Regions from separate parts of the Homo sapiens genome. Here region 1 is linked to region 2. Evidence: read pairs that join two places in POLR2A ChIA-PET (ENCODE). Cell type or tissue: Panc1. All regions are shown on one strand. Links, peaks and the distances in the headings refer to the core of each region. The heading gives the core; the rest is flanking DNA. Region 1 overlaps ARMH3 (armadillo like helical domain containing 3). Region 2 overlaps SCD (stearoyl-CoA desaturase).

What was found. Peaks named below come from ENCODE experiments on the same cell type or tissue, not always from the same donor. Only the 100,000 strongest peaks of a DNase experiment are listed, where the experiment ranks them.
Region 1: POLR2A ChIA-PET joins it to region 2 with 11 read pairs; 2 of 35 experiments call an interaction of 5 or more read pairs at or near these places.

Annotation. Positions count from the first base shown.
Region 1 is chr10:101,954,172-101,969,646 of GRCh38, forward strand. It overlaps ARMH3 (armadillo like helical domain containing 3), which reads right to left. Exons shown (of 26, transcript NM_024541.3): 21 at 3,479-3,561; 22 at 2,426-2,552. Among named protein-coding and RNA genes, the nearest start is that of ARMH3, 94 kb to the right of the region's middle. In Panc1, for the core only: no CTCF peak of the experiment used is centred there; DNase peaks (open chromatin) are centred at 7,591 and 8,040.
Region 2 is chr10:100,353,896-100,369,020 of GRCh38, forward strand. It overlaps SCD (stearoyl-CoA desaturase), which reads left to right. Exons shown (of 6, transcript NM_005063.5): 4 at 532-737; 5 at 2,637-2,869; 6 at 6,839-10,931. The coding sequence ends at 7,038. Among named protein-coding and RNA genes, the nearest start is that of OLMALINC, 12 kb to the right of the region's middle. RefSeq lists an enhancer at 682-1,182. In Panc1, for the core only: no CTCF peak of the experiment used is centred there; no DNase peak of the experiment used is centred there; H3K27ac peaks cover 4,714 bases.

The DNA of each region.
Region 1 (15,475 bases), core at 3,798-11,797, 1.6 Mb after region 2:
AAAGAGAAAGACCCTGTCTCAAGAAAGAACAAAAACAAAAAAAAACCTTGTATTCAATAAGGTACAAGAATGTTAACAGGAGCTTTATTTATCATCGCTAAAAACTGGAAACCTTCCAAATGTCCTTCACCTGATAAATGGATAAACTAAGATGGCAATTCATACAATGGAATATTACTCTGTAATAAAAAGGAAGGAACTACTGATAGATGCAATGACAAGGATGAATTTCAAATGAAATACTATATGAAAGAAGCCAGACTCAAAAGGTTATATCATTCCATCTATAAGATGTTCTGCAAAAGGCAAAACCAAGAGAACAGAAAACAGATCAGTGGTTGCTAGGGGTTGTGCGTAGACAAAGGAGGTGACCTCATATGAAATTTTTTGGATAGTGAAACTCTTCTATATCTTGATTTTTGTGATAATTACACTACTATATAAATTTGTCAAAACTCAAAACTGTACATTTAAAAGGGTGGTTTTTGCCATATATGTAAATTACGGCAAAATTTTATTAACCTCAAAAAGGTTAATAAAAAACAAGTTTTTTTCAGCATAAGTTTATACTTTATATAAAACAGAGCACTGAAACATGCTATCTCCTATTGTTTGCTGTGTTTCACTTTCCTATTTGTGCCCTCCTAGTTAACATTTTTACTCCCTTGGCAGATTTGGACATTCACAGGTATCTTCTCTTATCTTGTTGCTGTAGCTACAAGGGTTTATCTCATTTGACTAGTTACATATGGCCCAGTTGAGCAGGTATGTCAGACTTTTATAAAATATCTCCCCCACTCCAACTCTTTCCTTTTCTCGTTGAAAAGCATCTTTATTCATCTACCAATGAGTGCTAAAACCTCTGGGGCTGCTCTTTACCCTTGGAAAATTCTACATTCTACATTCTCAGGAAGTTGGTGAAGCCAGGCAGATGCAAACCACACTAGGGTAACCTGAGCACATCTAGCCAACGTGAAGTCTATTAGAGAGTTCTTATGTAAGGCTGCCAAGCTCCTAAAAAAAAGAGATGGGTCTTGATGGGACAACTGAGATTTGCTGTTGCATGGGCAACTGACTTGATGCTAAAGCTATTACAATGAGAGAGAGGAGATATTTTAAAAACCTGGGTCCTTGTAGACATTGTTGAGCAACTGATCATACCATTCTAGAATTGTCATATAATTTTCCTACTCTTTAAGATGGTTTTAAGTCCGAGTTTTCTGATACTTGCCATTGAAAACATCCTACTAATACAAGGCCCTACTTGCACTGCCTAAGACATTATAGCAAAGGTTCTCTTATAAAGTTCTCTTAAAAGTTTTCCTTCACTTCTCTAAAAAATAAAGTATACTAGAAAAAAAAATATTTTCCTCCCAGGCAATCCTTCTTTTCCACTGCTGCTTCTATTCTTTCTCCTGGTACTTTTTCCAAATCCTCTCCAGTTTCCTCATGATACAGGAGTCCCAAGGAGAGGTTGGGATTTTCACAATTAATCTCATCACAAAGGATGAAGCAAACCAATCTACAGTGACAGAGGCAAATCAGTGGTTGCCCAGGGATGAGGCACAGTGGGTGAAGGTGGTGAAGGAGACATGAGAGGATTCTAAAGAGATACAAGGAAACTTTTCAGAGGTGACGGATATGGTTATTATCCTGATGATTGTGATAGTTTCACATACGTACACATATGTCAAGACTTATTAAAATTTGTATAATTAAAATGTGTGCAGTTTATATGTCAATTATACTTCAATAAAGCTAATAAATTTGCGCTTTAAAAATAAGATAGTTTTACTGAGTGGCTGTTTCTGTGCAATCTACAGAGATTTTTCCTTAACCTTTATACTACAGGTAGAATTAACTAGGCCCCTATTCCAAACTTATAGGGACACATGAATTCTTTCAGAAATAAGTTATACTTGCTGTAGCTTGAGAGTACATTTTCAGTGAGCCAATCACCAAAAGATTTGCAAAAAAAAGATTTTTATCTAATGCCCACTTCCACTTGTAAGTTATGCTAAAAATACATAGGTACACTAAGATTCCTTAAAATCCTGGACATCCGCAAATTACACAATGTTCTGGGATCCAAGTTCTTTTATTTGCTGCTGTCAATTCCCACCCACTCTTTCACCTCCTTCTCTCTGGCATTCAATGAATCCACAAGCCTCCCTATTCTCTCTCTCTCTCTCAGCAACATCAACAAAGGGCTGCTAACCAGCTTTACACTGAGATGAAATCTGAATTCCTAAAGGCAAAAAGGCCCACATGTACCTTCCTATTGCCTGAGAAGAGGAGACTACTATATTTCTGTGCCACACAGGGCACCAAACAACTAGAGGAGAATCTTTCGTAGTCTTTTCCTCTTATATGCCAAAAGCTAGACAAATGGTGGAGAGAGGAGTAAAAAGAAAAGGCAGCTTACCCATGGAGTAGAGGTTGTCAAAGCTCTGGTGCATGCGGATAATCTCATAGTAAAGTTCATCATAGCTGCTGGGGGTTGGCAGAAATGTGTCGCCATATGTGATAAACATATTAAATAGGTTCACAATCTAAAAAAGAAGGAAAGGCCCATATATAGGCATCAGGCTATGAAGACTAAAAATTATCAGTGGTATGCTGTAGCCAGCTCTTACTGTCTTGCAAGAGTTGACTGTAAAATTTTCAGGAATTTTGTAAGCCAGTTGTTAAACACAGCCATTATTAAAAATTTCACTCATATAAACTTATAATTAAATAAATTATATTAAAATGAAAGTAATAAATATTAAAAACTTATCACTTCCTAATTATTTTCTACCTTTTACTAACCTATGCTCTGGAGATTTATAACTATTATATCTGTGTGGTGCAAACATCATATAATGGTGTGCTACTGCACATTGCTTCCCAACTCTGCATGACTCTGATGTCACATTGATAGCTTGAAATTGGCCATGGTGGGTGTAGCTCTACAATGAAAATCAGCAAATGCTACGAATCAAGACTTTTTTTCCCTCTAATGTTGAACATTTAAGAACACATTGTATAATATCCTAAGAAGATAGTCAAAATGCACAATGGCCTCCTTCTATCCCAAATAACCAGCCAGATAAGCAAGCATCTGTAATGTCCCTCAGAAACCAAGTGCAGCCATGATGGAACCTTCAGAGGGTTTGCTATTTACCAACATAGAGACCGCAGTAGTATACAGCAGTCTCTCAATTGGGACCAAGGCTCACTATTCATACACAGAGATCTAACCTATACCCACCCCTGCCAGACAATATATTTTCATGAAGGAAAGAGAGTCATGCAGAGTTTGCCAAAGACATAGGTGAGAGTGGGGACCACCAGTCCAGATTCGGATCCAAAAAATATATATAGGTCTGGTTCCCTCTATGGCTTAGTCCCCAGACCACCAGCTCCTGTTTCAAACCAGTGCATTTCTGCCTTAGCATATGGCTTCAGAAAAAGAAGTATTTGTTTTGATACTCACCATAAGGGCTAATGTAAAAATGTTGTGTTTGGCCAAAAGTACAGTCTCATTTGACATAAGGAACTTCAGCAAATTTATCAAGGCTTTAAAAAAAAAAAAAAAGACATCAACAAGCTATTCAAACCATGATTAATAAAGTTAAATAAAAACAGACTAGCTCTAAAAAAAATCCAGAAGGTTAGAGTGAGTAAGTCTCAGCCACCAAGGTCTTTTAAAAAGCAGGTAAGGTAGGTATATTTGAGGAAAGCACTCACCTTCCCAAGCACGTGTCTGCTTATCTGTTCATGGAAGGTTTTGAAATAGCTACTTCTTTTTGCCACTTCTTAAATAGCAATTAAGCTCAGAAATCTGACTATAAAACTGACATCTTGGTGTTTCAAATTTACTCCCACATGGTGATTTCCCCATCAAATTTGCTCAATTTACAGGTGAAAATGAGGGTCCCCCTTCCACCCTCAGCTGCTAGCTTCTATTGTCATCAAGCTTTAGACATGTATCTGTTTCAGACATCATTGCTAAGAGGAAAATGTATCCATTCTAACTGGTCACCAGATATAGCAGCTATACTGTATGTACTCCTCTAGATGAGGAGAGCTCATAAAGAGAAAAAAAGCCCTTAACTGCTCTAACTATTCAAACAAAGTGAAGCTTGCGCTGACCTCTCGTTACAGTGACAACATTTATTGAAATCTCTTTCTGCCTGGCAATTCTTAGCGAGGGGAGAGATTCCTAAAACCCAAGCAACCTCAATAAAGAGACTGACTGCCAAGTCCCTAGTTTAGCAGTGCAGCTTCAGACATTTTTGCAAATAAATATTAAGCATAAAAGAAGTTATCAGTTACCTTATACTCATTCACCTAGCACATTTTGTCCATGAAATGAGTCCTGCTTCTCTGCCCATCTCAGATAATGCCCCTGTACCTACCTCCCCTACTTGATGGGATACTATAAAGGGGTTCAGCAGCTGCAGGCAATCTGTGGTCCTTCTGTCTTCTCCCCCACAAACCCCCACCTTCCACAGACCCAAGAAAAGGCTTGACCTCTCTTTTTCTAGGACCATATCTGCTTCTTTGCCAGCAAAGAAGTTCATTCTCCCATGCTGTCAGAGTTTTGTGTGAAGTTTACTACTCTTAAAGTAGAGATGTGAGCTTTGATTTGGAACAGCAGGGAATGATGAGTAGGAGTGAGACTCTCCAGACTCTTGCTGCCTACCACACAACACCCCTCACTCTCAATCCTTTAAAAGCACAGGTACAGTAAAGAAACAGCAGGCAAGGAAAGTACAAGAGGCTGGCTTCACCCACATTCTGTTTCTAAAGCCTGAATCTTCCCCTCAAATAGTAAAAAAAAGCCTTGCCAGGCATGAAGGAGATAGGCATCTTCATTTATAAACTCTTTACCCCGGCCCCAACTTGAGTTCTCTGGGGTTTCATAATGAAAAGGCAAATGATAGGCAGCTGGCCCTTTTAATGGTGTCTGTTAAGTGATCAAGTATCTGTTGGACTGGGGGGACAAAAAGGCTCCAAGGGAGCCCATTCAGGATCACACAACCTGCTTAGCTCCTACCAGGAGCACAGGAATAATGGGGCTAGCTAAAATTCACATAAAAATGACTAACCCAAACTTCCCTCCTTAAAGAAGATCACCTTGCTGAGTGAGCTACGTGGGGGCTGCCCACCCCACCACCTAATCCCCAGAGTTTAGACAAGCCCTGTTAATGATATACTACCTGACAATCGGACTCTATAAAATCATAGAGGCGAGAGAAAGGGATGGGCAGCACGCTTGGCACTCTGCAAAACGTAATGGCTAGAGACAAAGCAGCTTTTGCACACATCCCATCAACAAGGGCTTTTGTCCCCAGGACACACAGCACAGAGATGCAGCCTCAGCAGTGGCTATGTGGTAATTAAAGGGCAGGAAACCTGGAGGAAAGGATGTGGGAGCAATGATTTATTGCTCCTCTGCTGGACTACAGCTAGTCTTGATCTCTGGGATTCAGAATCCAGGATGACAAAGTGAGAAATATTAGAGGAGGAAGAGAGCAACTCTGGCACGGGCAACCTGTGTCCCAACTGCCACAGGCATTAGCGGAGCCAGAGTATTGAAAGGGAGAGTCCAGTACCACAATACTCTGAGAGTCAGTGCCAGAGTGGCTTGCATTCTGCCCCTGAAAATGCAGGTCAGATATTCTGCTCCCCCAAGAACCAAGGTCTTCTCACTTGGAAGTAAGAATTCTCTACAGGGGCTGGGCGCAGTGGCTCACGCCTGTAATCCTAGCACTTTGGGAGGCTAAGGCAGGCAGATTGCCTGAGTTCAGGAGTTCGAGAACAGCCTGGGCAACACGGTGAAACCCTGTCTCTACTAAAATACAAAAAATTAGCTGGGCGTGGCGGTGTGCGCCTGTAGGCCCAGCTACTCGAGAGGCTGAGGCAGAAGAATTGCTTAAACCCGGGAGGCGGAGGCTGCAGTGAGCCGAGATCGCACCACTGCACTCCACCTTGGGCGACAGAGCAAGACTCCTTCTCCAAAAAAAAAAAGAACTATCTACAGGGAATTTAATAGGCAACTAAAATGAAGCCTCTGACATCACAGATGGTAATTCTTCTTCAAGAGAGAATGTCCCAAATATCCCATGAAATAGTGCTTTTCTCCATCATAATCTCCTTGACTTTGCACTCACTATATCAACTGTTCAGTGTCCTATACACCACTACACACAGATTCTAGCCTCTGACCTGATATGATGGGAGTTTTAAGTCTGTGAGGCTTTGACATAGCTGATTATAGATTTTTAGAGCTAGAAAATGCCTTAGGTCATTTAATCCGATTTCCTCATTTTTGGATAAGAAAACTCCATGCCCCATTCCACCCTCACCCCAAACTAGCTGGTGACTAAGCTGGGACTAGGACCTTGTCACCTGTTTAGTGTTCTTTCTACCATGCCATTAAGAAGATAAGCCAGGTACAGTGGCTCATGCCTGTAATCCCAGCACTTTGGGAGGCTGAGGCAGGCTGATCATGAGGTCAGGAGTTCGAGACCAGCCCGGCCAAGATGGTGAAACCCCGTCTCTACTAAAAAATACAAAAATTAGCCAGGCACGGTGGCGGGCACCTGTAATCCCAGCTACTCGTGAGGCTGAGGCAGGAGAATCGCTTGAACCTGGAAGGCGGAGTTTGCAGTGAGCCGAGATTGCACCACAGCACTCTAGCCTGGGCGACAGAGCAAAACTCCGTCTCAAAAAAAAAAAAAAAAAAAGAAGATTAAACAAATAAAGGTGCGAGATCAAGCTGAACGTGAAAGTGGGGTTACAGCTTACTATAAATGGTGTGCTTAGATCTGCTGACTATACTGTTATCAGCACTTCTCTAGACTCTGGTTTATAACTTTCTCCACCTGTTGGCTGCTCTACGTCATTTTCATGTATTTGGTCCCCATTTTCCCTTGGTCCTCAGCTACCTGTTAAAGTACAAGTATTTAATACCTCATTATCGCCTTCCTGTCACTCACTGGCAACACAAAAAGACTCCCAGAAGCTTTGCTCAGCACGAGCCACCTCAGCAGGCCTCTCTGCCAGCTCCTTGGCCTGCTCTCTGCTGTCTTATCTACATCTCAGCTCTCACCTCCACCTCTCTATCCCTTGTGGCTGCTTGCTCTCTCTTTTTTTTTTTAAGCACATAACTATCAACTAAAACTGTTCCTAATTCCCTCAGTCAGTGTTGCCTTCTTCAAAATTAGGTACTGCCAATGGAAGATGATTGGATATGGACATTAAAGGGAGCCAAGATCCCCTTTCTTTAGAAAAAATCAGAACCAAAACAAAAAAATATGGGTATAAACAATTAATAACCAGGTTTATTTATAAACTATTATGGACCGAGCTTTGCACAGGGTTTATGCCAAAAAAGACAGGTTTAGGCCAAAGAAGAAAATGCCCTGTGTCAGGAGCAGTTTCAAGGACAGCAGAGAACTGGCACTCAGGATCTCAGTGCCAACACAGAGCTCATGCTAACAGGCTCCTGACTCACCCCCTCTACATACACACACATTTTTAGAAAACTGCCCTTGATCCACTTGTCCACTTGATGTCATCTGGGCACATGACCAGCCAAATTGTTCCAAGGACACTCACAGAAGTAGCAGTACATACAGGGAAGAATTAAGATAACTAAAAAATAAGGGGATGATTGCATAAACATAGTACGGTTAATCAGTCATACATCTGTAAGACTTTGCAATCAAGTACAGTAAATGTTGCAGTCATGAAGATATGAGGGACAGGATGTACCATTTAATTTAATCCTTTGCCTTATCATGTTTCTCATTGTTAAATAATAGTTTCTAAAATGAAGTGGGGCAAAAGGGCTAATACAGGATTCTTCACCAAAGGCCTGACTCCTGGTCTGAGAGATTTCCAACGAAGCATGACCTTATGGTATAGAAACTTAACACTGTGTAAACAGCTTTGCCCATTAGGTGAGCAATGGCTGCTCACTCCCTCAAAAGAGAATGGCATAGCTTGTCGCAGAGAATATCCTTTTGGGTAAGGGCAAGCTTGGTAGTTGAGACTTTCCAAACCTGAAGAGATAATGCCCATGGGCCCATACTCCACATCCCTGGGAATGCGCTGTCCCAAAATACCAACGTGAAGAGACACATCACAGAGGAATGCATCATTTCCTCCAGAAGAATGACAACTACTACAAGTTAATAACTGTGTCCAGAAGCTCACACAGAGCATCTCAAACTTTCCTTTTTTTTTTTTTACCCTCTATCTGATACCTTAAAAAAAGACACTTAACTACAGAAATCACCTTCCTCAAACTACATTCACCTCTTTTCAAAGTAAGAAATACCATGGTCATAAATGGCAGGAAAGGTAACACTTATTAGGTGCTTGCTAGGTGCTAGATATTATGTAAAGCACTTAAATTATATTCTTCTCACTGAATCCTCTTAACTATCTGATGAAGTAGGTATTATTGTTCCCATTTTACAGATGAGCAAATCAAAATTCAGAAAGGTTAAATAAATTACCCAAAGCCAATATGCTGGTTGGAGCTAAACTGCATTAAGGACAAATCATGCTGGGGAGAAGAAGGTCTCTGAACTCCCACTGCTGAGGTCTATGAAACTGTATTGGATCCACCCAAACTTCAATTTGAAAAATATTTGTTGGGGATACAGGAGCTATCTAGGGCCAATATCTATATTTGCCACCAAAAACCATACTTTGATCACAATTCCACTGATTAGCCCCTCACATAACAAAGTGACCAAAGGAAAAATCCTATAAGCTCAGAGTACATGTCTTTTTTTCTTTTTTTTTTTTTTTTTGAGACAGAGCTCAACTCTGTCACCCAGACTGAAGTGCAGTGGCATGATCTTGTCCCACTGCAACCTCCACCTCCCGGGTTCAAGAGATTCTCCTGCCTTAGCCTCCCAAGTAGCTGGGATTACAGGAACCCATCACCATGCCCGGATAATTTTGCATTTTTTTTTTTTTTTTTGAAACAGAGTCTCACTCTGTTGCCGAGGCTGGAGTGCAGTGGCACGATCATGGCTCACTGCAACCTCCACCTCCCGGGTTCAAGCCATTCTCCTGCCTCAGCCTCCTGAGTAGCTGGGACTACAGGCACCTGCCACCACACCTGCCTAATTTTTTGTATTTTTTATTTCACTGTGTTAGCCAGGATGGCCTCCATCTCCTGACCTCGTGATCCGGTCGCCTTGGACTCGGCCTCCCAAAGTGCTGGGATTACAGGTGTGAGCCACCGTGCCCAGCCATTTTTGTATTTTTAGTAGAGACGGGGTTTCACCATGTTGGCCAGGCTGGTCTCGAACTCTTGACCTCAGGTGATCCACCCGCCTCAGCCCTACAAAGTGCTGACATTACAGGCATGAGCCACTGTGCCTGGCCTATTTACTTATTTGTTTTTATTTTTTATTTATTTATTTTTGTTTTTGAGATGGAGTTTTGCTCTTGTTGCCCAGGGTGGAGTGCAACGGCACGATCTCGGCTCTCCGCGACCTCTGTCTCTTGGGTTCAAGCGATTCTCCTGCCTCAGCCTCCCGAGTAGCTGGGATTACAGGCATGGGCCACTGCACTTGGCTGTCTCCTGGTAGTAGTTTTAAAAGGTCAACTTAAAATAAGGTGGTAGTAGGCTACTGACCTACTTATTTTATGCCATTTCCCTTTCGTTAAAGTAGGGGTTCTCTTTTTCTTTCTTTTTTTTTTTTTTTTGAGACGGAGTCTTGCTCTGTCGCCCAGGCTGGACTGCAGTGGTGTGATCTCGGCTCACTGCAAGCTCCGCCTCCCAGGTTCACGCCATTCTCCTGCCTCAGCCTCCCGAGCAGCTGGGACTACAGGCGCCCGCCACCACGCCTGGCTAATTTTTTGTATTTTTAATAGAGATGGGGTTTCACCGTGTTAGCCAGGATAGTCTCGATCTCCTGACCTCGTGATCCGCCCACTTCGGCCTCCCAAAGTGCTGGGACTGCAGGTGTAAGCCACTGCGCCCGGCAATTTTTGCATTTTTAATAAAGACAGGGTTTCGCCACGTTGGCCAGGCTGGTCTCAAACTCCTGACCTCAAGTGATCTGCCCGCCTTGGCTTCCCAAAGTGCTAGGATTACAGGCATGAGCCATCACTCCTGGCCAGCTCAGAGTACATGTCTCTAAATGTCTTAGGACTTCACTCCACTGGCCTAAGATAATTAAACGCACACAATCTCAAAAAAACAAGCGATTGCAGGAACTCAAACAAGTATTTGTACACCCATGTTTACAGCAGCATCATTCACAACAGCCAAAAGGTGGAAGCAACCCAAATGTCCATCAAAAGATGAACGAATAAACAAAATATGGTATATACATATGGCAGAATATTACTCAGCCTTAAAAAGGAAGAAAATTCTGACAACATAGATGAACCTTGAAGATATTATTCTAAGTGAAATAAACCAGTTACAAAAGGACAAATGCTGTTTAATTCCACTTAAATGAAATACCCAGAGTAATCAAATTCAGAATTAGTGTTGCCAGGGTCTGGCATGAGGGGGAATTAAGAATTATTGCTGGCCAGACACGGTGGCTCACACCTGTAATCCCAGCACTTTGGAGGCCAAGGAAGGTGGATTACCTGAGGTCAGGAGTTCAAGACCAGCCTGTAACATGGTGAAACCCCGTCTTTACCAAAAAAAAAAAAAAAAAATTAGCCTGGCATGGTGGTACACACCTATAGTCCCAGCTACTCGGGAGGCTGAGGCAGGAGAATCACTTGAACCCAGAGGCGGAAGTTGCAGTGAACCAAGATTGCACCACTGCACTCCCACCTGGGTGACAGAGTGAGACTCCATCTCAAAAAAAGAAAAAAAAAAGTTTTTGTTTAATGAGTACTGAGTTTCAGTTTGGGAAGATAAAAAAAAGTACTGGAAATGGAAGGTAGTGATGGTTGCACAATGTGAATATACTTAATGCCACTGAACTGTATGGTTAAACATAGTTACAATGATAAATTTTATGTTTATTTTACCCCAATTAAAAAGAAAAACAAAAGGTCAATGTTTTTCTTTCCACAGACACTCCCAACAGCCTCACAAACACTCCAGTCTCACTTTCTGTAACCTCTGCATAACTGACTGGCTGACATTCACGTCAAAGTACACCATACTAAGTACAGGGACAAACACACAAAGATGCTTCCTCACTGATAGGTAAAAGGAAAGGAGCCAAATATACTCAATCAACAGAGAGCCCATGAACTTGAGCAGGAATGCAAATTCAAAATGAACCCCGGGCAGCCTTCAAGGCAACACTGTGGCAATCTTCAAAATAATCACCAAAGTTCACCATCCAAACTAACAATGCACTAAATACCAACACTATCCTACAAAATCCTCAGGGACTCTGGGTTTGATTCCTAATCCTTGCTGTTTCATCTGTTATACTTAATGAGGTTCCAAGTACTCTTAACTCTGCACCAAGTGAAGAACTGAGAAATTACTGCAGTAAAATATTTGAGGTATTATATTACACATTAAATACGTTTAAGTTGTAGGGAAGTGAGTGCTCAATACACACTCATTTCTTCATTGGCAAGTCTTTCATACCAGGCCCCTTGAAAACTTATTTTCTGGGCTGTTTTTCAGGAACTCCAAATTGGCTACAACTGCTCTCTTTTGACTCTGTACTAGAGGCAACTATCAGTCTCACACTCAGCTTCAGCCCATGTTCCCTTCCTTGGGGAGTCCTGTGCATCATATCTGCTGAAAGAGTATGACAACAGTGTGTAGAGTTCTGACTTTTCTGTATGCACATGCAGATAGAATATAGAAGAGTGTACAGGTTCGGGAAGCTGAGCCAGGACCAGGCACTCTGATGGTTCCCTAAGTCCCACGTGAATTCCTAGAGATAGAAGCAGACAATCTAATTTTTTTTTCTTTTTCTTTTCTTTTTTTTTTTTTTTTTTTAGACAGAGTCTCACTCTGTCACCCAGGCTGGAGTGGTGCAGTGGTGCAATCCCGGCTCACTGCAACCTCCACCTCCCGGGTTCAAGCGATTCTTGTGCCTTAGCTTCCTGAGTAGCTGGGATTACAGGCATGCACCACCACACCTGGCTAATTTTTGGTTTGGGTTTTTTTTTTTTTTTTTTTTTTTTTTTTTGAGACAGGCTGGAGTGCAATGGTGTGATCTTGGCTCACTGCAACCTCTGCCTCCCGGGTTCAAGCAATTCTTCTGCCTCAGCCTCCCAAGTAGCTGGGATTACAGGCGCCCGCCACCACGCCTGGCTAATTTTTGTATTTTTAGTAGAGACAGGGCTCCACCAGGCTGGTCTCGAACTCCTGACTTCAGGTGATCGGCCAAAGTGCTGGGATTATACGTGTGAGCCCCTGCGCCCAGCCCACCCTAATTTTCAAATAGGAAGAGTTGAATACGATCCATCTGAGAATCCTGCCATCTTACACAGTGCCCCCAACACACACCCCACAAGGAACCTTTTTTGCAGAGCTGTTCCTAGCATTAATACACAATGAGAACTTTCCCAGAATTTTTTCTATCCTGCTTTGAATTCAGGAGGAGGGAAAAAAGGTAGCAGCAAATTGTGTTGCCATGTAGCAGTAGAATGAATAATGGATATGAGAACTTCTCCAGGACTAAAACCTGTCCCCCACATTAAGGTAAACCAGGTGCAGAGAGGAACAAGCCAACCACAGGAAGACACAATTAAGTGGTAGCTCAGGCCTCTGCCTCAAAAAAGGAGAGGGGAGGCTTAATTATAAAACCAAGTGAATGACATTTAAATAAGATTAAAAACAGGAAAGAGACAGCCTCCAGGAGAGCACAAACTAATATCTCCAAAGAATCAGGTCAGAGAAAGCTGTCTATTTGAGCAGCTTTTACATGCTATGAAGACAAACAGCAAAGACAACACTCACCCAGACTTGATTTTGTGACCTGGCATGGAGCTAGGTTTAGGTACCACAGAACCCAAATCAAAACCTGTTCATTAGGAGAGATGGATAATTTCACAGTGACTAATAAAAGAATAATATTACCATCTCAGTTGCTTAGGAGAGAAGTCAAGAAACTCAAAGGACACGATGAAAATAGCACTAGTGTAACAAGCTCATGCCACCAAAACCCTGGAAGCACTATAAACTCTAGCCAATTCCAGCATCTCTGGACAAAATCACCAATTACCCAGGGACATTGCCAGCAATCAGCAGGCTCACTGTCAATCAGCAGAGTGGTGCAGGAGAGAATCTGAAGCCAACACCTGCCAGTAGAATAATTTAAAAATACTCAGCCAGATGCGGTGGCTCAAGCCTGTAATCCTAACACTTTGGGAGGCCAAGGTAGGTGGATCACAAGGTCAGGAGTTCAAGACCAGCCCGGCCAACATGGTAAAAGCCCGTCTCTACTAAAAATACAAAAATTAGCCAGGCATGGTGGTGTGCGCCTGTATTCCCAGCTACTCGGGAGGCTGAGGCAGGAGAATTGCTTGAACCAGGGAGGCAGAGGTTACGGTGAGCTGGGATCGCGCCACGGCACTCCAGCCTGGGCTACAGAGCAAGACTCAGTCGTGGGGGGAGCAGGGGGCGGGGAACAACTCTAGGTGGCTTTTCAGAATACAGGCATCTGTCTGGATGCAAGCCTAAGCACTTCACTGACACAGAGGCCAAAGAATCAAACAAGAAAATGAAATGGCTCTGGCTGTATGCTATCAGCCTCTCCAGGTGAACACAGCACACAAGTCAGTATGTCAACAGCCTGCACTGACTAAAGGCTCCACATTCCTCTAAATGAGTCAGAAATAGAACAAATCCTTTCTTTAAACGGAAATCTGCTTCCATCCTTACCATTTTCCTTGCAGTCAATGTGTATCTGCTAAAAAAAAAAAATAAATAAGGTTCTCAACCATCTTCCATTCCCCATTTTCTTGCAGACAATGCAAACCTCACAATTAGCACCCAGCCTCTTCTTTTTCATGAAAATGAGTTTCCACATGAAAGTTCCCAGATCCTAGACTTTGGGAAATGTAGGGTCCCTGTGCAGCTGCCTCTAACCAAGCATGCTCAGGAGCCACTGCCTTCTTCTAGGGCCCTATACCACCTGCTCCTTTCCCCCCACCGTTTCCTAAAGGAGTGATAGCCAAAATCACCCTTTAAGAAATCTAAAAGTCAATGAGACCATGTCTCAGTGGAGCCATCTGACACAGAACCAATAACTTTACTTTTTGCCAAAATGAGGTAGGACCAATAACAGACTTGTCTTGCTCCCTCGAGATCCAGAGAAGGATGATACCTTATGAAACCACATGACATGTCCCTTTGAAACTAATATAGGCAGAGTAACCAAAAGCACAGCTAATCCTTCCCTGGTCCCTTTTACTTGACAAAATGCTCATGGGCCTATGAGAGTTGACATTTTTCTGGATAGGAAGTGACTGCATGCACAGAGAAAAGAACAAAGTGATTTCTTGCTCTTTTGGGGGCTTTTACGTGGGAATCTTTTTCTCCCTGTAACAGGCTAAACCTGTTAGAGATTCTTATCTTTTGCTTCTGCCAAGTTTCTGAGGGGATGAGAGAAAGATTCAAAATAGTGTAAATTTTGGATTCAGCCAAATGTAGTGATTTGAAAGGGAAAAAAGCTTCCTGGCATTCCTTTTTAGTCCTTGGGCTTTCTATACTGCTGTAGACAATATTTCATAACTACATTATAGAACCAGAAAGATACCTTCTAATGCCCCTGAATTAGAACATTCTAATTTTGAGAGGAATTGATCACCCATAGAGGAAAAGAGGCTCTCTATTTTTGCATATGGAAGCTAAAGCAGTCTTAATTAGGCACATCAGCCTAGAATATATCTTGTGACATATTTGCCTAAATCAGAGAAAATTTAGCAGAATGAGGAAGAGCAATTTTAAAAACAAGATAGAAATAGCAGCTGCCAAAATTCCCCTTCCCATCTACTCTAGTTTTTACTGCTATGTTCTTTCCCGCCTGGATACTCTCTTCAAAACTAAAAGAAGCAATGTTGTAGAGTTATATAAGATGTCATCACTGGAGGAAGCTGGGTGAAGGGTACATGAAACTCTATATACTATTTTTGCAACTTCCTGTAAGTCTATAATTACATCAAAATTAAAAGTTTAAAAAAGAAACTAAACTAAAAGAAGCACACAATGAAAAGTTCAAAGCATAGTTTCTCAAAATCAAGAGGGGCTGCTGAACTATCAAAGCTACATCTACACAAGAACTGCCAGATAAATCTATGGCTTGAGTCAGCCTTTCTCTTGAAAAATTTCAGTCCTGTATGGCAACACTTAAAAGTAAAACAAGCTTCCAACGAAAGGCTCTCAATTGCCAGTCTTGAGATGTACCTAACCAAGAAGTCATAGGCCTCTGCCAGTAATAGGAGAGCCAGCTGGATCCAGAACGCTGTGATACTCCCTGGGTTTTCCATTTTTCCCAGTAGATATCTAAAAGGTCAG
Region 2 (15,125 bases), core at 1-8,000:
AGGTCGTTTGAAAATGCAGTCATGATCACGAGTTGCATGCCTGGCCTTGTTATTGGGTTGTATGAGCTCTTTTGCAAGGCACCAGAATGGTGCACCCTGCAGCTGCAGCTTATCTACTGATTGAGACCCTAGGACACAAGGCTGCCTGCCTCATGTTCCCCATGCCTAGGGATTAGGTACCCCATGAGGATCTTTTCCAACATTCCTTGCTTAAAGAATTGCAATGTTCTCACTTCTTGAAACTCTCTGAGCTCTGTATGATTTACCTCCGTTCCACCCACCATATAACTTTCAAGAAACAGCAGTTCTATTGCTATGGTCCTGGGACTTTAAGTTGCTTTTTTCTACTTAAGCTTCAGTGGCAAGTTGGGAGAAGAAGGGAGGCAACTCCATGACTCCTTTGGAGCCCAGATTCCTGGGTATTTTGTGAGGTTGGGCTGAGCGCCTTGGGCTCTTGATACCTGTCCATTGGGATTCTCCTAATAGGGTGTCTATCCTCAAGCCTTACATTCCTCTTCTCTCTCTCCCCAGAATGATGTCTATGAATGGGCTCGTGACCACCGTGCCCACCACAAGTTTTCAGAAACACATGCTGATCCTCATAATTCCCGACGTGGCTTTTTCTTCTCTCACGTGGGTTGGCTGCTTGTGCGCAAACACCCAGCTGTCAAAGAGAAGGGGAGTACGCTAGACTTGTCTGACCTAGAAGCTGAGAAACTGGTGATGTTCCAGAGGAGGTGAGTGAAGCCCTGATGGAGGTGGGGATATGGCCCTGGCACCTGGTCATTAGGGACCCCATTTTTTCTCCTGAGACTTTCAAAATATAAGCTGAGAAATTTGCTGGGTTTGCATGTTCACAATCTTAATTTAAAATCCCAATTTTTAACATCCCACGGGCCCGTAGCCATAGACTATTGCTCCATTTCTTTCTCTCTGACTATCTTAATTAAACCCATTACATTCAAGAGATGTTTATTGTCCTAGGACAGTCATAGATTCAAAGATGATTATAGCCTAGTTGCCTAGGTTTGTTTGTTTGTTTTTGTGTTTGTGTTTCAACAGTCTTTCTCTCTTGCCCAGGCTGGAGTGCAGTGGCACAATCATGGCTCACTGCAGCCTTGACTTCCCAGGCTCAAGCAATCCTTCTACCTCAACCTCCTGAGTATCTGGGACTACAGGCACACACCGCCATGCCTGGCTAATTTTTTGTGGGGACAAGGTCTCACTCACTATATTGCCCAGGCCGGTAGCTTAGTTCTTACCTTCAAAAAGTTTGTAGCCTATCGGGGTGGAGAGATAAGCCAAGTATCCAGATAACCATGGCATAAGGCAGAATATTTTCTGTACTATGAGAGGTACAAAGGGGAGGGAGATTGCTCAATGGGCAACACCAAGGAAGTGATATGAAATAAATAGTGTTGGAATCCACCAACGGATAGAAATTTTTACAACTATGTGTGGGGAGAGACAGTGCAAACAGAAGAAACAGAATGAGCTAAAACACGAAGCATGTTCCAGCAATAGAGTCCTTTTGCTTGAAGTATAGGGTATGGGAAGAAGTAAGACTGGAGAGACTAATGCCATTCTTGTCGAGTCCTAAAAGCAGACTTAGGACTTAATTCAATAAGCAATAGGAAGCCATTACATCTTTTGAACTGCAATGTGGCATAGTTACGGACGTGCTTTAGGAAGGCTGCTTTTAGAACAAGTGTAAGAAACCACTGAGCCAAAGTGAGAGGTAGGGACATAAGTTAGGTAATGAGGACCCCTGCTAGCGAAGCAGTGGCAGAAATGGAGAAAAGAGTTGGGTGCAGGGAATGTCAGTGATGTAAAAGTCAAAGACTTGACTGCTGAAGGAATGTAGGGAATCAGTGCCCTTGGAATGTCAATGGCCTGGTCTACATTGAGAATGAAGACTGAGAAAGGGCTTCCTGAGGGACAGAGAGCTGCAGGTGATCAAGGACACTCAATGGGTCTCTGAGGGAAAAGAAGACCAAAGAATTAGGGAGTAGCTAGCAGAAAATGGAGGCATGACACTAAACACAGACTGAAAAAGAGTGCTGATTAGAAAGAGAAAGGAGCCCAAAGGCAGATGGGAAAACCAGCCAAGGATGGAGAGACGTCTGTTCATTAGTTTGTAGTTTGGACCTCACCTATCTTACCAATGTGGTATTATGCTCTAGTAAAAAGTCAGCGATGGCCGGGCATGGTGGCTCATGCCCGTAATCCCAGCACTTTGGGAGGCTGAGGCGGGAGGATTGCTGGAAAGTTCAGGCATTCGAGACCAGCCTGGGCAACATAGTGAGACCTCATCTCTACAAAAAATTAAAAACTAAATGGGCACGATGGTTCATGCCTGTGGTCCCAGCTACTCAGGAGGCTGGGGTGGGAGGATCTCTTGGCCCAGGAGTTCAAGGCTGTGGTGAACTAAGGTCACGCCACTGCACTCCAGCCTTGGCAACAGAGTGAGACCCTGTCAAAAAAAACAAACAAAAATAAATAAAACAATGAACTTAGAGTCAGACAAGCAATTCAACATGGAAGAAAGACAGCCCATCCCCTCCCAATTAGTGTGGAAGATCCATGTAGGTGTGGAGTCCCCCTCCATTGACCTGGTGTCTGGTCTGTCAATGTAGGTACTACAAACCTGGCTTGCTGATGATGTGCTTCATCCTGCCCACGCTTGTGCCCTGGTATTTCTGGGGTGAAACTTTTCAAAACAGTGTGTTCGTTGCCACTTTCTTGCGATATGCTGTGGTGCTTAATGCCACCTGGCTGGTGAACAGTGCTGCCCACCTCTTCGGATATCGTCCTTATGACAAGAACATTAGCCCCCGGGAGAATATCCTGGTTTCACTTGGAGCTGTGGGTAAGTCAGCTGTCCAAGTAAGACTACATCCAGTGGTCTGCTGATTAGGGGATTAGGCTAGGAGCCAGAAAAACTAGATAAATCTGTTTTTTATGGCTACTTTGTATCTCAGTTTTTCCACTATAAAATTAGGGGGCAGTATACTGGAAAACGCTTTTGAGAGTCAGGCAACATGTTTTATGTAAAAATGAAAGGATAAGAAACAAAACACAAAAAAACACTGATTTTGATTCCAGGTTCTAAAACAATTTCCAAATGCCATGTATGCTCCGGGCCCGGCGGCTCATGCCTGTAATCCCAGCACTTTGGGAGGCTGAGGCGGGCAGGTCACCTGAGGTCAGGAGTTTGAGACCAGTCTGGCCAACACGGTGAAACCCTGTTTCTATTAAAAAGCAAAACAAACAAACAAAAAAGAAAACCAAATGCCATACATGATGAGCACCTTAGAGTTTTCCTTTCTTTCATCAACTCTGGGCTGGACTGCAGTCTTGCTTGAGGCAAGGAATGCATAAATAGAACAATGGGATCATCTGAGTGGCCAGTAAGCCTGGTGTTTTATGAACTTCAAGTATGCACACAAAGTATTTTTTATCTTTCCACTCTACTCAGATATGCCTTGCTTTAAGAGTGTGCCGTGCCTTACTGTTTGGTGATGCCATTATGAAGGGCATCAAAATAACTGCTGGTGGCCCTTTACTACCACCTACCCTCTTGTCTCCTCTTGTCCTCTATTTTTCTCTCTTCTACTTCTATTCTGGGCTAGGAACATCCCTTCCCCCAACATGCCTTCAGGAATCTCCCAATAAAGCAGTGTGATCACAAGTTCCTGCTCAATTCTCTAATGTTGATCTTATCTTTTCTCTTTTCTTTCCTTTCATTTTCTTTCTTTTCTTTTCTTTTCCTTTCTTTTCTAATGAGACAGGGTCTCACCATGGTGCCCAGGCTGGTCTTGAACCCTGGGCTGAAGTGATCCTCCTGCCTCAGCCTCCCAAAGTATCTACATTTTTTTCTCTGTCCCTCTTTCCAACTGAATATAGACTTTCACCAAGGCCCTGAATGAATTTTCCTTAAATAGATCTGGCGACCTCTTCTTTCCAGTAATTGGTGCTATTGGTCATTCAATAATATCTAGACAACCACACTACTCCACACATTTAGGCAGGTCATTGCCTAACACTCATTTTCTTTTTCTCTTTAAAAATCTTCCTTTATATTCTCAACCTTAACCATCTTTATTATCTTTTAAATTGTTGTTGAGACAGTCTCACTCTGTTGCCCAGGTTTCAGTGCAGTGGTGTGATCACAGCTCACTGCAGCTATGACCTCCTGGGCTCAAGCGATCCTCGGGGTTCAGCCTCCCAAGTAACTGGGATTACAGGTGCATGCCACCATGCTTGGCTAATTTTTCTATTTTTTTGTAGAGACATGGTTTTGCCATGTTGCACAGGCTGGTCTCGAACTCCTGAGCTCAAGTGATCTTCCTGCCTTGGCCTCCCAAAGTGCTGGAATTATAATAGCCGTGAGCCACTGCGCCTGGCCTACTATGTTTATTAAAAGGATTTATTGCCTGTAATCCCAGCACTTTGGGAGGCCGAGGCGGGTGGATCATGAGGTCAGGAGATCGAGACCATCCTGGCTAACAAGGTGAAACCCCGTCTCTACTAAAAATACAAAAAAATTAGCCAGGCGCAGTGGCGGGCGCCTGTAGTCCCAGCTACTTGGGAGGCTGAGGCAGGAGAATGGCGTGAACCCGGGAAGCGGAGCTTGCAGTGAGCCGAGATTCCGCCACTGCAGTCCGCAGTCCGGCCTGGGCGACAGAGCGAGACTCCGTCTCAAAAAAAAAAAAAAAAAAAGATTTATTTGTCTAGGCGTGGTGGCTCACACCTGTAATCCCAGCACTTTGGGAAGCCAAAGTGGGTGGTTCACTTGAGGTCAGGAGTTAGAGATCAGCCAGGCCAATATGGTGAACCTCTGTCTCTACTTAAAAAAAAAAAAAAAAAAAAGTACAAAAAACTTAGCCAGGCATGGTGGCACGTGCCTGTAGTCCCAGCTACTCAGGAGGCTGAGGCAGAAGAATCGCTTGAACCCGGGAGGCAGAGGTTGCAATGAGCCGAGATTGTGCCACTGCACTCCAGCCTGGGTGACAGAGACTCCATCTCAAAAATATATAATAAAAATAAAAGCATTTTTTTTCTCTCTTTTTAACTTTCACATATCTCTTTTCAGGCACCTTCTTACCATTGTGCCTATTCTTACTTTAACCCATGATTAAAATAAATCATATACACTGTATAAATCTGAGATTATCATAGGAATGGAGTTTCTGGCATGAGATGTTTCCTGTATCGCAAATGGATCTATAATGACCTTCCCCACCTCCAGCCTCTGGGTGGCCATGAGTTCAAAGTGGCTGCCAATATCTGACCTGTTGTTGTTATCATTCACTCCTCCTTGCCTGCTGCTTTCCTCCCTTATCACCTCACCCTTTGTTCTCCTCCAGCTCTGTTTCCTGCCACCCTAATCTTTTTGTTTCTTGAATTACCTCCCCCACTGTCACATGCTCATCTTCTCTGCCAAATTAACCTTCTCCCTTGAGCCTTTCTTGGGCTGTCTCTTGCTGCCCCAGTTGCAAAGTCCTGTCTTCTTTCTACCCGTTGACCCTCTTCTTTTTTTTTCCTCCCTTGTCTCTGTGTGCATCTGATTCCATTTTAAATCTGGTAACCAAAGGCCTGGCTAGTGCTTACACACAGCCCAGCTGCAAAACCATTAATGGACATTAATAATCCTCAGTACCTTTATTCCTGGCATTCTACCCCCCTCCTCCCCAGTTCACACTGCAGATCATCAGGTGTCACAGAGAGAGGACATACCTTGAAATGCCCTAGATGATGTCATTTACTTTGCAGGACTTCCTTGCCTTGCTTCTGATTAATGTCATGACTGGTCTGTCTGAGGGTACTGTTATCTACAAAGAGCCAAATATTAGCTCTTAGTAGCTATTCTTTATCCATGCCTGATTAGGGTCAGTATTATTTTTGGCTGTGGTTCAGAAAGAAGAGTCCTGCCAAGCGTTGGCAAACTCTCTATCTGTCGAGTTTCCAAAGCTTTACACGTTAGAGAAATTGCTGTGAATCCAGAATTTGTTTGTTTTCCTCCCTCCAGCAAAGTGAAATGTTCATCCCAAGAGTCCTCAAAATCTCAGAGGTTACAGGGTATTTTTCTTCCTCAGAGAGCTTCTGTTTTATCAGCACCTCCCCCACACCAGGGTCAAAGCTCAAAAAAGTTGGAGCAGCCCCTGGGAACTGCAGTGGCTGAGGACATTCCAGCCCCTGGGCTGGCCTTTCTTCTGATCTTTGGCTGCAGGGCCCACTCTTTTGGAACCTCCCACCCCTAGAGGTGGTTCCAGTGTGGTGGGGAAAGGTGTGCTTCTTTACTCATTTTTTTAAGAGTCATAGCCAGAGTGCTTCATTCTGCAAGGACGTGCACATGCACATGCACACAGAGCCTTGAGGGCAGGGCCAAGAGTGAATTTGGAATTTTCCAACCTGATACCCATTCCCAAAAGTAGGAGCTTCTCTCTAGTCATTTTATCCTCTGAGAAACTGTCAGTTCTCCTCCCACAAGGCTCCCAGACAGCCACGGGTGACCAGGGTCTCCAATCACTCCTTAAGATGCCTTTGACTGGCTGGGCGCAGTGACTCATGACTGTAATCCTAGCACTTTGGGTGGTCAACGTGGGAGGGTTGCTTGCAACATGGCAAGACCCCGTCTCTACAAAAAAAGTAAAATAATAAAAGTAAAGATGCCTCTGAGGGGATCTGTTTGGTTCATATTAAAAGAGACTGAATTCATCCATTCAACAATAGCGAGTTTCTCCCAGGTGTGAGGTACCCTGCTAGCTAACTGGTGTGCACAAATCAAGAAAACCTCAATGCACCGTCACTCCATAACTTCTCGCTTTTGTTTCAGGTGAGGGCTTCCACAACTACCACCACTCCTTTCCCTATGACTACTCTGCCAGTGAGTACCGCTGGCACATCAACTTCACCACATTCTTCATTGATTGCATGGCCGCCCTCGGTCTGGCCTATGACCGGAAGAAAGTCTCCAAGGCCGCCATCTTGGCCAGGATTAAAAGAACCGGAGATGGAAACTACAAGAGTGGCTGAGTTTGGGGTCCCTCAGGTTCCTTTTTCAAAAACCAGCCAGGCAGAGGTTTTAATGTCTGTTTATTAACTACTGAATAATGCTACCAGGATGCTAAAGATGATGATGTTAACCCATTCCAGTACAGTATTCTTTTAAAATTCAAAAGTATTGAAAGCCAACAACTCTGCCTTTATGATGCTAAGCTGATATTATTTCTTCTCTTATCCTCTCTCTCTTCTAGGCCCATTGTCCTCCTTTTCACTTTATTGCTATCGCCCTCCTTTCCCTTATTGCCTCCCAGGCAAGCAGCTGGTCAGTCTTTGCTCAGTGTCCAGCTTCCAAAGCCTAGACAACCTTTCTGTAGCCTAAAACGAATGGTCTTTGCTCCAGATAACTCTCTTTCCTTGAGCTGTTGTGAGCTTTGAAGTAGGTGGCTTGAGCTAGAGATAAAACAGAATCTTCTGGGTAGTCCCCTGTTGATTATCTTCAGCCCAGGCTTTTGCTAGATGGAATGGAAAAGCAACTTCATTTGACACAAAGCTTCTAAAGCAGGTAAATTGTCGGGGGAGAGAGTTAGCATGTATGAATGTAAGGATGAGGGAAGCGAAGCAAGAGGAACCTCTCGCCATGATCAGACATACAGCTGCCTACCTAATGAGGACTTCAAGCCCCACCACATAGCATGCTTCCTTTCTCTCCTGGCTCGGGGTAAAAAGTGGCTGCGGTGTTTGGCAATGCTAATTCAATGCCGCAACATATAGTTGAGGCCGAGGATAAAGAAAAGACATTTTAAGTTTGTAGTAAAAGTGGTCTCTGCTGGGGAAGGGTTTTCTTTTCTTTTTTTCTTTAATAACAAGGAGATTTCTTAGTTCATATATCAAGAAGTCTTGAAGTTGGGTGTTTCCAGAATTGGTAAAAACAGCAGCTCATAGAATTTTGAGTATTCCATGAGCTGCTCATTACAGTTCTTTCCTCTTTCTGCTCTGCCATCTTCAGGATATTGGTTCTTCCCCTCATAGTAATAAGATGGCTGTGGCATTTCCAAACATCCAAAAAAAGGGAAGGATTTAAGGAGGTGAAGTCGGGTCAAAAATAAAATATATATACATATATACATTGCTTAGAACGTTAAACTATTAGAGTATTTCCCTTCCAAAGAGGGATGTTTGGAAAAAACTCTGAAGGAGAGGAGGAATTAGTTGGGATGCCAATTTCCTCTCCACTGCTGGACATGAGATGGAGAGGCTGAGGGACAGGATCTATAGGCAGCTTCTAAGAGCGAACTTCACATAGGAAGGGATCTGAGAACACGTTGCCAGGGGCTTGAGAAGGTTACTGAGTGAGTTATTGGGAGTCTTAATAAAATAAACTAGATATTAGGTCCATTCATTAATTAGTTCCAGTTTCTCCTTGAAATGAGTAAAAACTAGAAGGCTTCTCTCCACAGTGTTGTGCCCCTTCACTCATTTTTTTTTGAGGAGAAGGGGGTCTCTGTTAACATCTAGCCTAAAGTATACAACTGCCTGGGGGGCAGGGTTAGGAATCTCTTCACTACCCTGATTCTTGATTCCTGGCTCTACCCTGTCTGTCCCTTTTCTTTGACCAGATCTTTCTCTTCCCTGAACGTTTTCTTCTTTCCCTGGACAGGCAGCCTCCTTTGTGTGTATTCAGAGGCAGTGATGACTTGCTGTCCAGGCAGCTCCCTCCTGCACACAGAATGCTCAGGGTCACTGAACCACTGCTTCTCTTTTGAAAGTAGAGCTAGCTGCCACTTTCACGTGGCCTCCGCAGTGTCTCCACCTACACCCCTGTGCTCCCCTGCCACACTGATGGCTCAAGACAAGGCTGGCAAACCCTCCCAGAAACATCTCTGGCCCAGAAAGCCTCTCTCTCCCTCCCTCTCTCATGAGGCACAGCCAAGCCAAGCGCTCATGTTGAGCCAGTGGGCCAGCCACAGAGCAAAAGAGGGTTTATTTTCAGTCCCCTCTCTCTGGGTCAGAACCAGAGGGCATGCTGAATGCCCCCTGCTTACTTGGTGAGGGTGCCCCGCCTGAGTCAGTGCTCTCAGCTGGCAGTGCAATGCTTGTAGAAGTAGGAGGAAACAGTTCTCACTGGGAAGAAGCAAGGGCAAGAACCCAAGTGCCTCACCTCGAAAGGAGGCCCTGTTCCCTGGAGTCAGGGTGAACTGCAAAGCTTTGGCTGAGACCTGGGATTTGAGATACCACAAACCCTGCTGAACACAGTGTCTGTTCAGCAAACTAACCAGCATTCCCTACAGCCTAGGGCAGACAATAGTATAGAAGTCTGGAAAAAAACAAAAACAGAATTTGAGAACCTTGGACCACTCCTGTCCCTGTAGCTCAGTCATCAAAGCAGAAGTCTGGCTTTGCTCTATTAAGATTGGAAATGTACACTACCAAACACTCAGTCCACTGTTGAGCCCCAGTGCTGGAAGGGAGGAAGGCCTTTCTTCTGTGTTAATTGCGTAGAGGCTACAGGGGTTAGCCTGGACTAAAGGCATCCTTGTCTTTTGAGCTATTCACCTCAGTAGAAAAGGATCTAAGGGAAGATCACTGTAGTTTAGTTCTGTTGACCTGTGCACCTACCCCTTGGAAATGTCTGCTGGTATTTCTAATTCCACAGGTCATCAGATGCCTGCTTGATAATATATAAACAATAAAAACAACTTTCACTTCTTCCTATTGTAATCGTGTGCCATGGATCTGATCTGTACCATGACCCTACATAAGGCTGGATGGCACCTCAGGCTGAGGGCCCCAATGTATGTGTGGCTGTGGGTGTGGGTGGGAGTGTGTCTGCTGAGTAAGGAACACGATTTTCAAGATTCTAAAGCTCAATTCAAGTGACACATTAATGATAAACTCAGATCTGATCAAGAGTCCGGATTTCTAACAGTCCTTGCTTTGGGGGGTGTGCTGACAACTTAGCTCAGGTGCCTTACATCTTTTCTAATCACAGTGTTGCATATGAGCCTGCCCTCACTCCCTCTGCAGAATCCCTTTGCACCTGAGACCCTACTGAAGTGGCTGGTAGAAAAAGGGGCCTGAGTGGAGGATTATCAGTATCACGATTTGCAGGATTCCCTTCTGGGCTTCATTCTGGAAACTTTTGTTAGGGCTGCTTTTCTTAAGTGCCCACATTTGATGGAGGGTGGAAATAATTTGAATGTATTTGATTTATAAGTTTTTTTTTTTTTTTTGGGTTAAAAGATGGTTGTAGCATTTAAAATGGAAAATTTTCTCCTTGGTTTGCTAGTATCTTGGGTGTATTCTCTGTAAGTGTAGCTCAAATAGGTCATCATGAAAGGTTAAAAAAGCGAGGTGGCCATGTTATGCTGGTGGTTAAGGCCAGGGCCTCTCCAACCACTGTGCCACTGACTTGCTGTGTGACCCTGGGCAAGTCACTTAACTATAAGGTGCCTCAGTTTTCCTTCTGTTAAAATGGGGATAATAATACTGACCTACCTCAAAGGGCAGTTTTGAGGCATGACTAATGCTTTTTAGAAAGCATTTTGGGATCCTTCAGCACAGGAATTCTCAAGACCTGAGTATTTTTTATAATAGGAATGTCCACCATGAACTTGATACGTCCGTGTGTCCCAGATGCTGTCATTAGTCTATATGGTTCTCCAAGAAACTGAATGAATCCATTGGAGAAGCGGTGGATAACTAGCCAGACAAAATTTGAGAATACATAAACAACGCATTGCCACGGAAACATACAGAGGATGCCTTTTCTGTGATTGGGTGGGATTTTTTCCCTTTTTATGTGGGATATAGTAGTTACTTGTGACAAGAATAATTTTGGAATAATTTCTATTAATATCAACTCTGAAGCTAATTGTACTAATCTGAGATTGTGTTTGTTCATAATAAAAGTGAAGTGAATCTGATTGCACTGGGTCTGGGAGTTTCTTTTGGCTGTGATTCAAAGTCTTGGGATTTGTCTCTGGCTCATATCTATGTCTGTACCTTTAAGAGTATAAAAGAAGTAGAAGTTACAATGGTTGACTCATACCCCATTAACCTGCCCTGCTGTCCTAAAGGTAACTTTAGGTTAAACTCTGGGACGCAGGAAGCCAGGAGTCTGCTGCCATTAAATCAAACACATTAACACCAGCTGGCAACTTGGCCCTGGGGAAGTGCCAGGGTTCTCGGGTGTGTCACGTGGTCGGTCACATAGACCTAAGATAAAGACACTGGGAGAGGAAAAGACCAGCAGGAGAAGCGCTCCCTGGGAAAGCAGTTTTTTGCTCTTGCCCAGGCTGGAGTGCAATGGTGTGATCTGGGCTCACTGCAAATTCTGCCTCTTGGATTCAAGCATTCTCCTGACTCAGCCTCCCAAGTAGCTGGGATTACAGGCACATGTCACCATGTCCGGCTAATTATGTATTTTTAGTAGAGATGGGGTTTCACCATGTTGGTCAGGCTGGTCTCGAACTCCTGACCTCAGATGATCCACCTGCCTCGGCCTCCCAAAGTGCTGGGATTACAGGTGTGAGCCACTGCGCCCAGCCAAAAGCAGTTCTTTACCTTGCAACCCAGGCTGGGCAGTCCAGCTTTTTCCTGTTTCTGAAAAGTAGTCACCTCTAGGGAATAAAATGGCTTCTTGAGAATGCTGATATGCACAGCAGAAGGAAGAAAGGAAAACCAATCCAAGGAACGGCTTGTATGTTCCTGGAGCAGAGGGCTTCATGCTCACAGGTGCACAAAGTGGAAACGGTTTTGGTTTTTGGTTTTTCCTTTTAGCTTTTAATACTTTTAAAATTATTTTTCTTGAAACCGGGTCTTCCTCTGTTGCCCAGGCTGGAGTGCAGTGGTGTGATTGCAGCTCACTGTAGCCTCAAACTCCTGGGCATAAGTGATCCTTCTGCCTCAGCCTCCGAGTAGCTGAGACTACAGGCATGCATCATCACGCCTGGCTAATTTTTTTTAGTTTTATTTTTGAAGAGGCCGGTCTCACTATGTTGGTCAGGGTGGTCTCAAACTCCTGGGCTCAAGCGATCCTCCCAAAGTGCTCGGATTACAGGCATGAGCCACCACACCCAGCCTAGCTTTTACTATATTTTATCTGATAATCCTTTTATGGAAAAAAGAAGGGCAGACTCTTTTACAGTTTGAAGAAGCTCCATATTCCATCAGGAGCCATCTTGAGCAATACCTGGGTTTCTAAGAGCTCCCCAGAGCCAGTTCTCCAGCTCACCTTGCTTTCTAATCTAAGGTTGCCCTCACCTTGGACAAGAAGCACGAGTCCCTCAGAGTAATTCAGAGTATCCAAACTCAAAAGTCTATGTACATGGAGGCCTTGCTAGACCTTAATGGTGACATTTTCATCAATATCCGGTTTTCTGCCATGAGTCCCTATCCCTCTTTTTCTTAACATATTCAAGCCAGAATATTTTTTCAGCCATTCTGTAACTGCACAGTTTCTTCCAAGTCTCTACTTTGTCTCCCATTAACTAGGATCCAATATATTTATGTATTTATTTATTTTAATTTTTGAGACGGAGTCCCCCTCTGTCACCCAGCCTGGAGTGCAGTGGTGCGATCTCACCCCACTGCAACCTCTGCCTCCTGTGTTCAAGCGAGTCTTGTGCCTCAGCCTCCCGAGTAGCTGAGATTACAGGTGCCCGCCACCACACCCAGCTAATTTTTGTATTTTTAGTAGAGACGGGGTTTTGCCAAGTTGGCCAGGCTGGTCTCGAACTCCTGACCTCAGGTGATTCACCCACCTCGGCCTCCCAAACTGCTGGGATTATAGATGTGAGCCACTGCACCCAGCCTCAATTTATACAATTTATCCTCACTGTTCTCTTTGCTGCTTTCTGTTTCGTTTTTGTCTTTTGTTTCAGACAGTGTCCTGTTCTGTCACCCAGGCTGGAGTGCAGTGGTGCAATCATGGCTCACTGCAGCATTGAACTACTGGGATCAAGCGATCCTCCTGCCTCAACCTCCCAAGTAACTGGGACTACAGGTGCACACCACCACATGTGGCCTTTGCTACTTTCTTATTTCCTCTTATTTCACAATTGGCTGAGCTCCCTCTGATTAAACACACCTCCATGCTTCCTCCAGGAATCTGTATTTTGCATATCTGTTATTTCATCTGGGGCTGTTTTCTTATTATTAGCTGCAAAAGTTCCAAAGAGGAAGAAGAAAAAAGATATATCAGAGAGGTGGAAAAGAGTTGATCAACATGGTCAACTGAATTCAAGACAGAGAAGGAACATGTGATGAGCTTACCTGAAAGGGTGATTTGTAGAGTAAGAGCTCTTAGGGGGACAAAGTAATGAACCCTGATTTTGATATGTTTCATATGGGAAGGTATAAGGAAGTTAAGGTTCTGTTTAGGAATCAAGATTAACCGTGGGGCAAAAGGACAAAAAATAGATTAAGGTAATAATGGAGAACAGCATAGAAATGAAATTCCCAATGCCCAAATGGCCACCAGTTTTTTCACGTTTCCCTAGAAGAACCAAGATAGTTCCTAAAGATGTCTGCCAGGATAGAAAAGGAAGAGGCATCTAGATTGGAAAGGAAGAACTATCTCTATTTGCAGATGACATGACTTTGTATACAGAAAATCCTAGAGAATACACACACATACACATATTAAAGCTAATAAATGAGCTCAGCAAGGTTGCAGGATATAATAATATCAATATGCAAAAAATCAAGTGTATTTCTAAACTGGCAATCAATAATTTGAAAATGAAATTAAAGAATTCCACTTATAACAACACCAGAAAGAATAAAACAAATAGGAATACGTTTAACAAAAAAAGTACATAAGTTTGTTACATTGAAAACTACAAAATGCTGTTGAAAGAAATTAAAGAAGGCCTGCTAAATAAATAAAAAGAAATCCCATGTTCATGGATTAAAAGACAATATTGTTAAGGAGGTCATACTCCCCAAATTGATCTACAGATTCAAGGCAATCCTTATTAAATTCCAGCTCCTTTTTTTTTTTTAGAGAAATTGACAAGCTGATGCTAAAATCCATTCTAATTCAAGGGACCCAGAATAGCCAAAAACAAATGATGCAAAAAAGCACAAAGTTGAAGGACTTACATTTCCTGATTTCAAAATTACTTCAAAGGGTCAGTAACGCAGACAGTGTGGTACTGGCATAAAGACAGACATATAGATCAATGACATGAAAGTATAGAAATAAACCCATACATCTATGGCCAATTGATTTTTGACAAAGATGCTTAGACAATTCTATGAAGAAAGAATAGTTTTTTCAACAAATGTTGCTGGGACAATTGGATATCCACATGCAAAAGAATGTTGGTCCACTACCTCACACCATGTATAAGTATTAACTCAAAATGGATCAACAAAAACTATAAAACTCTTAGGAGAAAACATAGGTGTAAATCTTCACCACCTTGGATTAGACAATAATTTCTTAGATACGATGGCAAAGGCACAAACAACAAAACTTTTAAAAATAGGCCGGGCATGGTGGCTCACACTGTAATCCCAGCACTTTGGGAGGCAAAGGCAGGTGGATCACTTAAGGTCAGGAGTTCGAGACCAGCCTGACCAATGTGGAGAAATCCGTCTCTACTAAAAATACAAAATTAGCAGGGCATGGTGGTACATGCCTGTAATCCCAGCTGCTCAGGAGGCTGAGGCAGGAGAATTGCTTGAACCCGGGAGGCAGAGGTTGCAGTGAACTGAGATCACACCATTGCACTACAGCCTGGGCAACAAGAGTGAAACTCTGTCTAAAAAAATAAAAAAATAAAAAAAAATAAATTGAACTTTATCAAAATTAAAAACTTTTTTTTTTTCTTGAGACAGGGTCTCACCCAGGCTGGAGTGCAGTGGCATAATTATAGCTCACTGCAGCCCTGATTTCCCAGGCTCAAGTGATCCTCCTGCCTCAGCCTCCCAAGTAGTTGATATATGAATGGACATTTTTCAAAAAAATATACACAAATGACCAGAAGCACATGAAAAATGCTCAACATTATTAGTCATCAAGAAACTACTTTAGGACCACAATGATCTGGTACAGATAGGAGCTGAACATTTAAAACATTTTTTTTTAAAAAACACAATGAGATACTACT